Regions from separate parts of the Homo sapiens genome. Here region 1 is linked to region 2. Evidence: read pairs that join two places in POLR2A ChIA-PET (ENCODE). Cell type or tissue: PC-3. All regions are shown on one strand. Links, peaks and the distances in the headings refer to the core of each region. The heading gives the core; the rest is flanking DNA.

The links. ChIA-PET counts read pairs that join two places held together with the same protein. Peaks named below come from ENCODE experiments on the same cell type or tissue, not always from the same donor. Only the 100,000 strongest peaks of a DNase experiment are listed, where the experiment ranks them.
Region 1: POLR2A ChIA-PET joins it to region 2 with 6 read pairs; 2 of 35 experiments call an interaction of 5 or more read pairs at or near these places.

What each region holds. Positions count from the first base shown.
Region 1 is chr17:58,054,536-58,058,919 of GRCh38, reverse strand. All of the region lies in intron 2 of LOC105371840 (a long non-coding RNA gene), which reads left to right. Among named protein-coding and RNA genes, the nearest start is that of DYNLL2-DT, 26 kb to the left of the region's middle. In PC-3, for the core only: no CTCF peak of the experiment used is centred there; a DNase peak (open chromatin) is centred at 2,269.
Region 2 is chr17:57,933,299-57,937,682 of GRCh38, reverse strand. All of the region lies in intron 1 of CUEDC1 (CUE domain containing 1), which reads left to right. Among named protein-coding and RNA genes, the nearest start is that of CUEDC1, 20 kb to the left of the region's middle. In PC-3, for the core only: no CTCF peak of the experiment used is centred there; a DNase peak (open chromatin) is centred at 2,412; H3K4me3 peaks cover 736 bases; H3K27ac peaks cover 2,590 bases.

The sequences.
Region 1 (4,384 bases), core at 150-4,149, 120 kb before region 2:
GAGTGCAGTGGCACAGTCTCTGCTTACTGCAACCTCGATCTCCCAGGCTCAAGCGATCCTCCCACCTCAGCCTCCTGGGTAGCTGGGCCACAGCTGTGTGCCACCCTGGCTAATTTTTTTTTTTTTTTAATTTTCTGTAGAGACGAGGTCTCCTTATGTTGCCGTGGCTGGTCTTGAACTGCTGGGCTCAAGCTATCCTCCCACCTTGGCCTCCCAAAATGCTGAAATTACAGGTGTGAGCCACCATACCCAGCTGCCCATCTTTTAAGAGTCCACTGTATCAATGCACCAACCCCTGCAAGGGCCAAATTCTAAAAACCTAAATAGTCTTCAGTTTCACTTGGGGTGCTTCCAGAAATGCAAATACCCAGGCCCTGTCCTAGACATCCTGAATCAGAATTTCTAGAACTGGTGTGGAGCCCAAGCATTTTAAAGAAGCAGCCAGGTGATACTGATGGTCAGCCAGGTTTAGACTAATATAGGGCTTAGTGCACCAGGTAAGGAAACAGAATACGTGAATTTCATTTACAGCATCACCATTTACGGAGAGATGGTGAAGAAGGCACTTCACCTCCTGAACCTTGGGGAAAAGTGTGAGACCCAGCTCCCATTGTCTGTATGAAGACCAAATGAGGCAATGTTATGAAAATACTTGTTGGAAACCATCAGACAATGCAAACGTTGTTATTCCATATACATACATGACATGCAGCGTATATGTTCATGTGTATCCAAGTACCTGGATTTCCTACAGAAAGGACATGTCTGACTTTTGTCATTCTTCTTCATCTATGCTCCTGGCTGTCTTCAGTTTCAGATGGACTTTCTCACTTCAGGACACCCCTGAAGTCCTCTCCTCATAGCTTGGCTCTGTCTGATAATTTAAAAAAGATGTTTTCCATCTAATAGGTTTATCCACCCTCTAAGATCTTTCATATGTTCATCCCTTCTGGAAAGTAAGAAGAAAAAGGACTAGTCATCCTGTCTGATGACAAGGAGAAATGGAGGCAGATGGGTTTAGAGGGTCATATACCATTTAAACATAGGGCAGTAATTCTTCCATTTTGAAAACCTGATGAAAATGCACACATACAAAATTCTTCATACGGTTTCAGGGTTTCATGGACTTCCTGACACTCTTCCATGGAACCCTAGGAGTTCAAGAACCTCAGGCAAAGAACACCTGCCCACATGGATCTGGCAGCCCAAGCCCTCTAAGCCCCCAGAGCATCATGTTCAAGTACGTGAGGCATCCTTTCAGCCATGCCTTTGCCAGATGACCTAATTCATCACTTCTTCTCCCCAAGCTGCAAGATGAACTTGCCTGACCTTTCTGCCACCCACCAAAGAAAGAGCAACACATTACCTGCATCAGGACAGAATCTTCTCAGACCAGACTGTGCCTTCCTGTTCCTGAGCCTACAGCGTGGAGAATCTGAGCTGCCATAATGTATCAGTATAATGGATGGTTTTTACTGCAGTAGCAGAAAGCACAACTCAAACTGGCTTAAACAATCAACCTATTGGTCCTTTACAATTAAAAAGAAGTTTGAGGTAGGGTGGGCTTTATGCAAGATCTGATCCATCTGCTCTATGCTGTTTCTTTTTGTCTTTCCACTCTGTCTTCCATGATGTCAACTTCATCCTAAAACTCTCAATCCTCTAGGTTGCAATGTGGTTGCCAGCAGCAACCAAAGCTGTCTGCAACTTTGTTCACTCTCAGGAGAGACAGCAAGCTGCTTTTTAAATAGTCATCATGGAAGAAAGTAGAAACTTCTTTCCAGAACCCCTCAGTCAATGTCTCCCCATATCTTATTAGCCCAGATTGAGCAATATCTCATCCGGATCAGAGCCCACATCTGACAGAGTATGCTGCATAGCTGGGAAATTCAGATCATGTTATAGTCATGCACCCATGCTCAGAACCCCCAAGTCCTAGTCCTAGGGCTTAGTCTCCTGCCCCTGCACACTTTAAACTGCTTTCAAGAAAGGAACTAAGAACTAAAGGAATGATTTTGTAAAGGCTCAGAATCTGGTCTTGTCCCACAGTCCCTTGGTGAAAACCTAAACCAAGCAGGCCTGAGCCTTCTCAGGAAGGAGAGGGGAGAATTTTCATTTCCTAGAAAGGGAAGGAAATAGAATTTGCAGCCAGCCAGCTGAGCAGAATGCAGGCCACACAGAGTCCAGAGACCTGGGTTGTGTCTCCTTGCATCTGTAGATGACTTATTGAGTGACTAACAACTTGTTTACCTGCTCTGGCTTCTGTGCCAAAGGTAAAATAATCATCCCTTCCATTTTGCAGCAATCATTGGGTAAGGTTACAACCCCTTGGAAGGAAGCTAAGTCCTCAGAAGCTTCCAGGCTTGTGTGCTATCATGCAGAGGACAGAGGATGAGGTGTGTGGAGTGCTTTCTGGCCAGTCCTTGGTTGCCAGAACCATCCAGAAGGTCTTTTATTGTGACTCCAATAACAGTTGAGGGCCCACATGGCCCAGACTCTGCTTGGAGGCTCATAGAGAAAGGAACATAGTTCAGCAACTGAAAGAAATTTTAAAAGAAATTCCAAGTATTTGTTGTATCTTTTGAAGAGATAGAAACACTTGGCAATGTTTTTCTAAAGCCACTTTTTCCTTAATTCTCTCACGGCCAGCTGCTTAAGGGCTTTTGACATGCCTGAAGCTCTTGTACTCTGTCCAGCACCTAAATATCCCCCTCCTTCTGAGCTGTTTATTATGTAGGCTGACTTTACCTCTTGTGTCAGGTCCTTCCCTCTTCTCCCAGTCTTTCTTCCCATCATTCTCCCAATTCTGTACCCCAGGCCAGGTGCAGTGGCTCACGCCTGTAATCCTAGCACTTTGGGAGGACCCAAGGCAGGAGGATCGCTTGAGGTCAGGAGTTCGAGACCAGCCTGGGCAACATGGTGAAACCCCATCTCTACTAAAAATACCAAAATTAGGCTGGGCTTGGTGGCTCACGTGGGTAATTCCAGCACTTTGGGAGGCCGAGGTGGGTGGATCACAAGGCCAGGAGATCAAGACCATCCTGGCCAACATGGCGAAACCCCATCTCTACTAAAAATACAAAAATTAGCTGGGTATGGTGGTGTGTGCCTGTAATCCTAGCTGCTCAGAAGGCTGAGGGAGGATAATCGCTTGAACCCGGGAGTTGGAGGTTGCAATGAGCCGAGATTCAGCCTGGAGATGGAACAAGACTCCATCTCAAAAAAAAAAAAAAAAAAAATTAGCCAGGCATGGTGGCACGTGCCTGTAATCCCAGCTACTTGGGAGGCTGAGGCAGGAGAATCACTTGAACCTGGGAGGTGGAGCCAAGATCACGCCACTACACTCCAGCCCGAGTGACAGAGCAAGACTCCATCTCAAAAAAAAAAAAAACAAAAAAAACTGTACCCAGAAGATCCAGATATGAGATTATCAAGCTAAAATGTTCCTTAGAATACTCACACTTCAATAAATCTTGTCCCTGTCACAAGATTTATTGATGCTCCCTAATCAGCATCATTAGGGAGCAGACTTCCAGTCTCATATACATGAGGGTTATTCTAGTACCCCATCTTGAAGCATAGAACATCGGCTTTAGTTGTTTTTGCTGGTGGAGACAGGGGTCCATGAACCATCTACCTTGAGAACATTGCCTTCTAATAGGTTTGGACCCTGGAGTTGTAATTCTGAACAAGTCTGTGGGATATTCACTGTTGGCTCCTTCAGCTGCACTCTCCAGACTTCTCCACTCTGCTCCGAGATCCAAGAGGTTGCCTTATGTGGTCTATACCAATAGGCTCCCTTGCCATCTGGTTCCTAGTTGGGTTTGGCCAATGGGAAGCATTTATAAGAGATGGAAAGGACGAAGAGAAAGTCAAGATGTTCATTCTGTCATCTCCCATCCTGCTGGGCTGATGGGTGGCCAAGGCTCCGGTCACAGGCAGCTCTCCAACAGCCGTGGCTGTCCCTGGAATCTGGTCAGTGCTCCCCACCTACACCTTCAGCCTAGAGGCGGTAGTGACTCCCTGTTGTTGCTGGCCCTGGGTGCCTCCCTGCCCAATGTTGCTTCCCTTGGCCCTATAAATCGCCCCTTTGTCCAACCCGCCTCACTGCCTTGAGTGACAGGACCTTGACTGATCCAGTGCCCCAGGACTTCCACAGCTTTGTCACCTCATTGACTCTCACTTTATCATGGTAAACTAGAGAGGGCATGGGAGAAGGACTGTACTCTTATTTATGGACGTTCTGACCTTTGAAACTTTTTAAAATGATTCAGCCAAATGTCAAGGTCTAACTTTGAATCTTTAGGCTGGACTATGTGCCAATTTTTGACCAAGTTAAGGGATCAATCAGTGGCTGAAGAACAGGGTCTCTCTGTGAAAAGCT
Region 2 (4,384 bases), core at 95-4,094:
TTGAGATTATAGGCAGGAGCCACTGTGCCCAGCCTCTAGGCAGATTTTTTTCTTTTTCTGTTTTTTTTTTTTTGAGACAGGGTCTCACTTTGTCACCCAGGCTGGAGTGCAGTGGCACAGTCTCGGCTTACTGCAACCTAGACCTCCCAGGTTCAAGCATCCTCCTGCCTCAGCCTCCTGAGTAGCTGGGACTACCGGTGCATGCTGCCACATCTCACTAATTTTTGTATTTTTTGTAGAGATGAGATTTCACCATGTTTCCCAGGCTGGTCTTGAACCCCTGGGCTCAAGTGATCCTCCCAACTCGGCTTCCCAAAGTGTTGGGATGACAGGTGTGAGCCACCACGCCAGGCCTCTGGGCAGATTTCTAAACCTCCCTGAGTTTTAGTTTCCTCATTTGTGAAATGAGGATATCCATAGTACCTGCTTTGTGTGGTTACTGTGAGGATCACATGAAATGAATGTGCAATCAAATGTTAACTAATATTATTAATAGAAGCTGAGGCCAGGCTGATTCCAGGGAACCATGGCAGGGTGCCCAGGCCCTTTAAGAGTAAGAATGAGGGCTGGGTGCGGTGGCTCACACCTGTAATCCCAGCACTTTGGGAGGCCGAGGTGGGCAGATCACGAGGTCAAAAGATGGAGACCATCCTGGCCAACATGGTGAAACCCTGTCTCTACTAAAAATACAAAAATTAGCTTGACGTGGTGGTGTATGCCTGTAGTTCCAGCTACTTGGGAGGCTGAGGCAGGAGAATCGCTTGAACCCAGGAGGCGGAGGTTGCAGTGAGCCGAGATCACGCCACTGTACTCCAGCGTGGTGATACAGCGAGACACCGTTTCAAAAAAAAAAAAAGTGTGAATGAACGTGGAGGGCTGTATGGGGGCGGGATGGGCTGGGGGTGCAGGAAGAAGCCCTGAGAAAGGATAGATAGGAGGCTAGAGGAGCAGTGCGCAGGAGAGTGGAGCTGCTGACAGAGGTGGATCTGAGCCTCACCCGGGTTGCGGCTCAGGTCTTTCTATTAATCCAGTTCTGCCAGCACAGTAGTGCCATGCTCTGTGGAAACAGCCCTGGAGCCAGCACTGCCTCCTCTCCTCCCGCTGCCCATCTGCATCCCAGCCACTGTCCCTGAGGCCTCAAGATGTGTTGAACCTTAGGGATGAGTCTGCAGAATCCTAGAAGTTGGGTGCCTCCTTCCCTGCCATCCTGGGCTGGGGGCTTGAGAGGCACCTGGTTGTGAGGGCTGGGATTAGAGTGCTTCCATTGCGAAACTGTGGAGCCTGGAGAGTTAAAAAATAAATGAAGAAGCTCTGACCACAGAGCAATTGGAGGGCTGAATTATTTAGAGCCTCTGCTCCCTCTGGCTTCTCCTGGGGAAGGGCCAAAGGAGGAATGTGGAGCCAGGGAGGGCTGAGCTTCCCTGGCCAGGCTTGTGCACTCAGGGGCCCTGGGAGTCCACACTGTCCTGCCATGTCCTCAGCCGCTTTTGTCCTTGGGTCACAAGGCCTCTGTGGTTTCCCGCAGCCCACAGGGCCTGACAGATTCAGGTTGAGGCTGAGAGGAGAGACCCTCCCTTTCCTCTTTGCCCCACTCCTGGTCTGGCCTCCCCTGATGCTGCTTGGCTCCAGGACATAGCGATAATGAATGACATAAATAAGTCATTCTCATTAGCAGCGGGTGGGTCACTGGCCCAGGAGACAGGACAGCAACAGCGGAGGTGGGTGTGGACAGGGCTGGTCAAGTCCCCTGGTCTTTCTCTCAGGAGCCCCAGAGGGAGGCTTAATCCTCTTTCAGTCTCTCCAGGATTATGTTTTCAGCTTGGGGGACTTGATGAAAATCCATGCTTCCAGCAGTCAAGGGGGCCCAGGAGAGGGGTGCCAGTAGGGTCCCCTAGGAAGGAATTGGGGTGGGACGGCCAGGCGCTGAGGCTGCTCCAGGCGGGCCTGGCCCGCCAAGGTGGACCGTGGCCATGGCAACCCCTGGCTGCACCCGGGGTAAACACAGGCTTTCAAAGGGGGCCTTGTTTTGTTCCCTGTGGAAGCCTTTCAGTTCCAGCCTGCTGGGGCTTTTCAAACCTCGGGAGGAAAGGGAGGGCAGCGGGGATGGGGCGGGCCTGGCTATGAGGAAATGTCACTCCTGGACCCCCTTCACCCCGGCCCCAGGCATATTTCCTGGAGGCCCCAGTTTCTAAAGCTCCTGCTTCTGGAGAATGAAAAGAAGAGTAAGCACCAGGAATGTGTCCAGTCTCTAGGCAACAGGGTGTGTGTGTGTGTGTTTGTGTGTGTGTGTGTGTGTGTGTGTGTCTAATGGAAGGGAGGGAAGCTTAAAAAAAAAAATCACTGTCACGCTGGTCACTCAGGATGGAAGCCTTCACTGCTCTACACTGATTTCAGCAAGCCAGCCAGGGCTGCCTGAAGCAGGTCTTTAAGGATTGCTCATCCTGTTGTCATGGAATATCAAATAAGTAAAATCTCAGAGAAAACACTAAACCATTCATTAAATGTAAGGTAAACACATTGGCAGTTTGCATTCTTGTGTATTAGTCAGTGAGTTTTAGTAAGAAAGCTGATTGCGGGCACTTGAATAGCCTTTGCTGTCTTGGGGAGCTTGGTCCCTGGATTCTATCCCCATCATTTTGTCTGTGAGCTTAACCCAAGTATAAAAATGGGGAACGGGCTGGGTGTGGTGGCTCATGCCTGTAATCCCAGCACTTTGGGAGGCTGAGGCAGGTGGATCACCTGAGCTCAGGAGTTCGAGACCAGCCTGAGCAACATGGCGAAACCCTGTCTCTATTAAAAATACAAAAATTAGCTGGGCATGGTGGGGCATGCCTGTAATCCCAGCTACTCGGGAGGCTGAGGCATGAGAATTGTTTGAATCTGGGAGGTAGAGGCTGCAGTGAGCCGAAATCACGCCACTGCATGCCAGCCTGGGCAACAGAGTGAGATTCTGTCTCAAAAAAACAATCGGGAAGGATGGCATGTCTGCCCCTCTAAGTATTCTCTATGTATCTGTTAAGGAATGAGTAGATAGCAAATGCACTTCCACTTCTTAAAAAAGATAGGGGTTCATATCCAAATATTGTCTTTCTTTCCTTTTTTTTTTTTTTTTTTTTTTTTTTTAGAGAGACAGGGTCTTGCTATATTGCCTAGGCTGGAGTACAGTGTCACAGTAATGGCTCACTATAACCTGGAATTTGTGGGCTCAAGCTATACCCCTGCCTCAGCCTCCCAAGTAGCTGAGACTACAGGTGTGCACCACCATGTCCGGCTATTTTTATTTTTATTTTTGAGACGGAGTCTTGCTCTGTTTCCCAGGCTGGAGTGCAGTGGTGTGATCTTGGCTCACTGCAACCTCCGACTCCTGGGTTCAAGCAATTCTCCTGCCTCAGCCTCCCGAGTAGCTGGGACTATAGGCACGTGTCACCACGCCTGGCTAATTTTTGTATTTTTAGTAGAGACGGGCTTTCACCATACTAGCCAGGCTGGTCTTGAATTCCTGACCTCATGATCCTCCTGCCTTGGCCTCCCAAAGTGTTGGGATTAGAGGTGTGAGCCACCGCACCTGGCCTTTATTTTTATATTGTAGAGAAGAGGTCTCACTATGTTGCCCAGCCCAGGCTGGTCTCAAACTCCTGGGCTCAAGCAGTCCTCCCACCTTGGCTTTAAATATTCTTTCTTGACACTGCATTCCTCTTTGCCTTGTCTGAAGAGGTGGTGAGCAGGATGGGGAGGGGAGCAGGAGGCAGATATGACTGCATCTGTTAACATTGGGCTGGCCTCTCTCAGCCAGGTCCCCAGATGCTCCTGGGGAGTCTTGAAGGAGGTGTAGGGAGAAAGATCCCAGCCCATAAGTCGGGCTCCAAATAGAGGTGTTCTGGGCCTGTGTTCATTTGTTCTCGAGTCACTGTCGGCCTGGGGAATGCAGCATCCGATCTGGTAGACTAGAGTTTACTGCTGAAGACCCCAGCTTCATGCCTTCCAGTCTGGCCGGGAGAGGTGGGGCTGAGGAAGTATGAGTATACCTAGCCCTGCATCCCTGCAACTCAGCAAGCTTTCCCCACAGCTGGCAGAGAGCAGTCTCGTTCCAAGGCTAGATCAGGTGGCTGGGTCCTCCTGGATTCCCATCTCTTCTGTCCCTTCCTCCCTTTGCAAATTCTCCCTTGTCATATGCTGTTGAACTGGGGGAGATGAAAGTGGCTTCTTCATCTGAAATTGGGGTGGAGGGGGGCTCATGAACTTGCCCAGCTTTTTTGATTAGTATAAAATAAGAGGCACTGCATACAGCTTTGTGGAGACAGGGAAAAAGAAGATATGGTTCCTGCTTCTGGAGAGATTTGGTCTAATGGAGGAACCGACCAACACGTTAGAACATCAAGGCTAT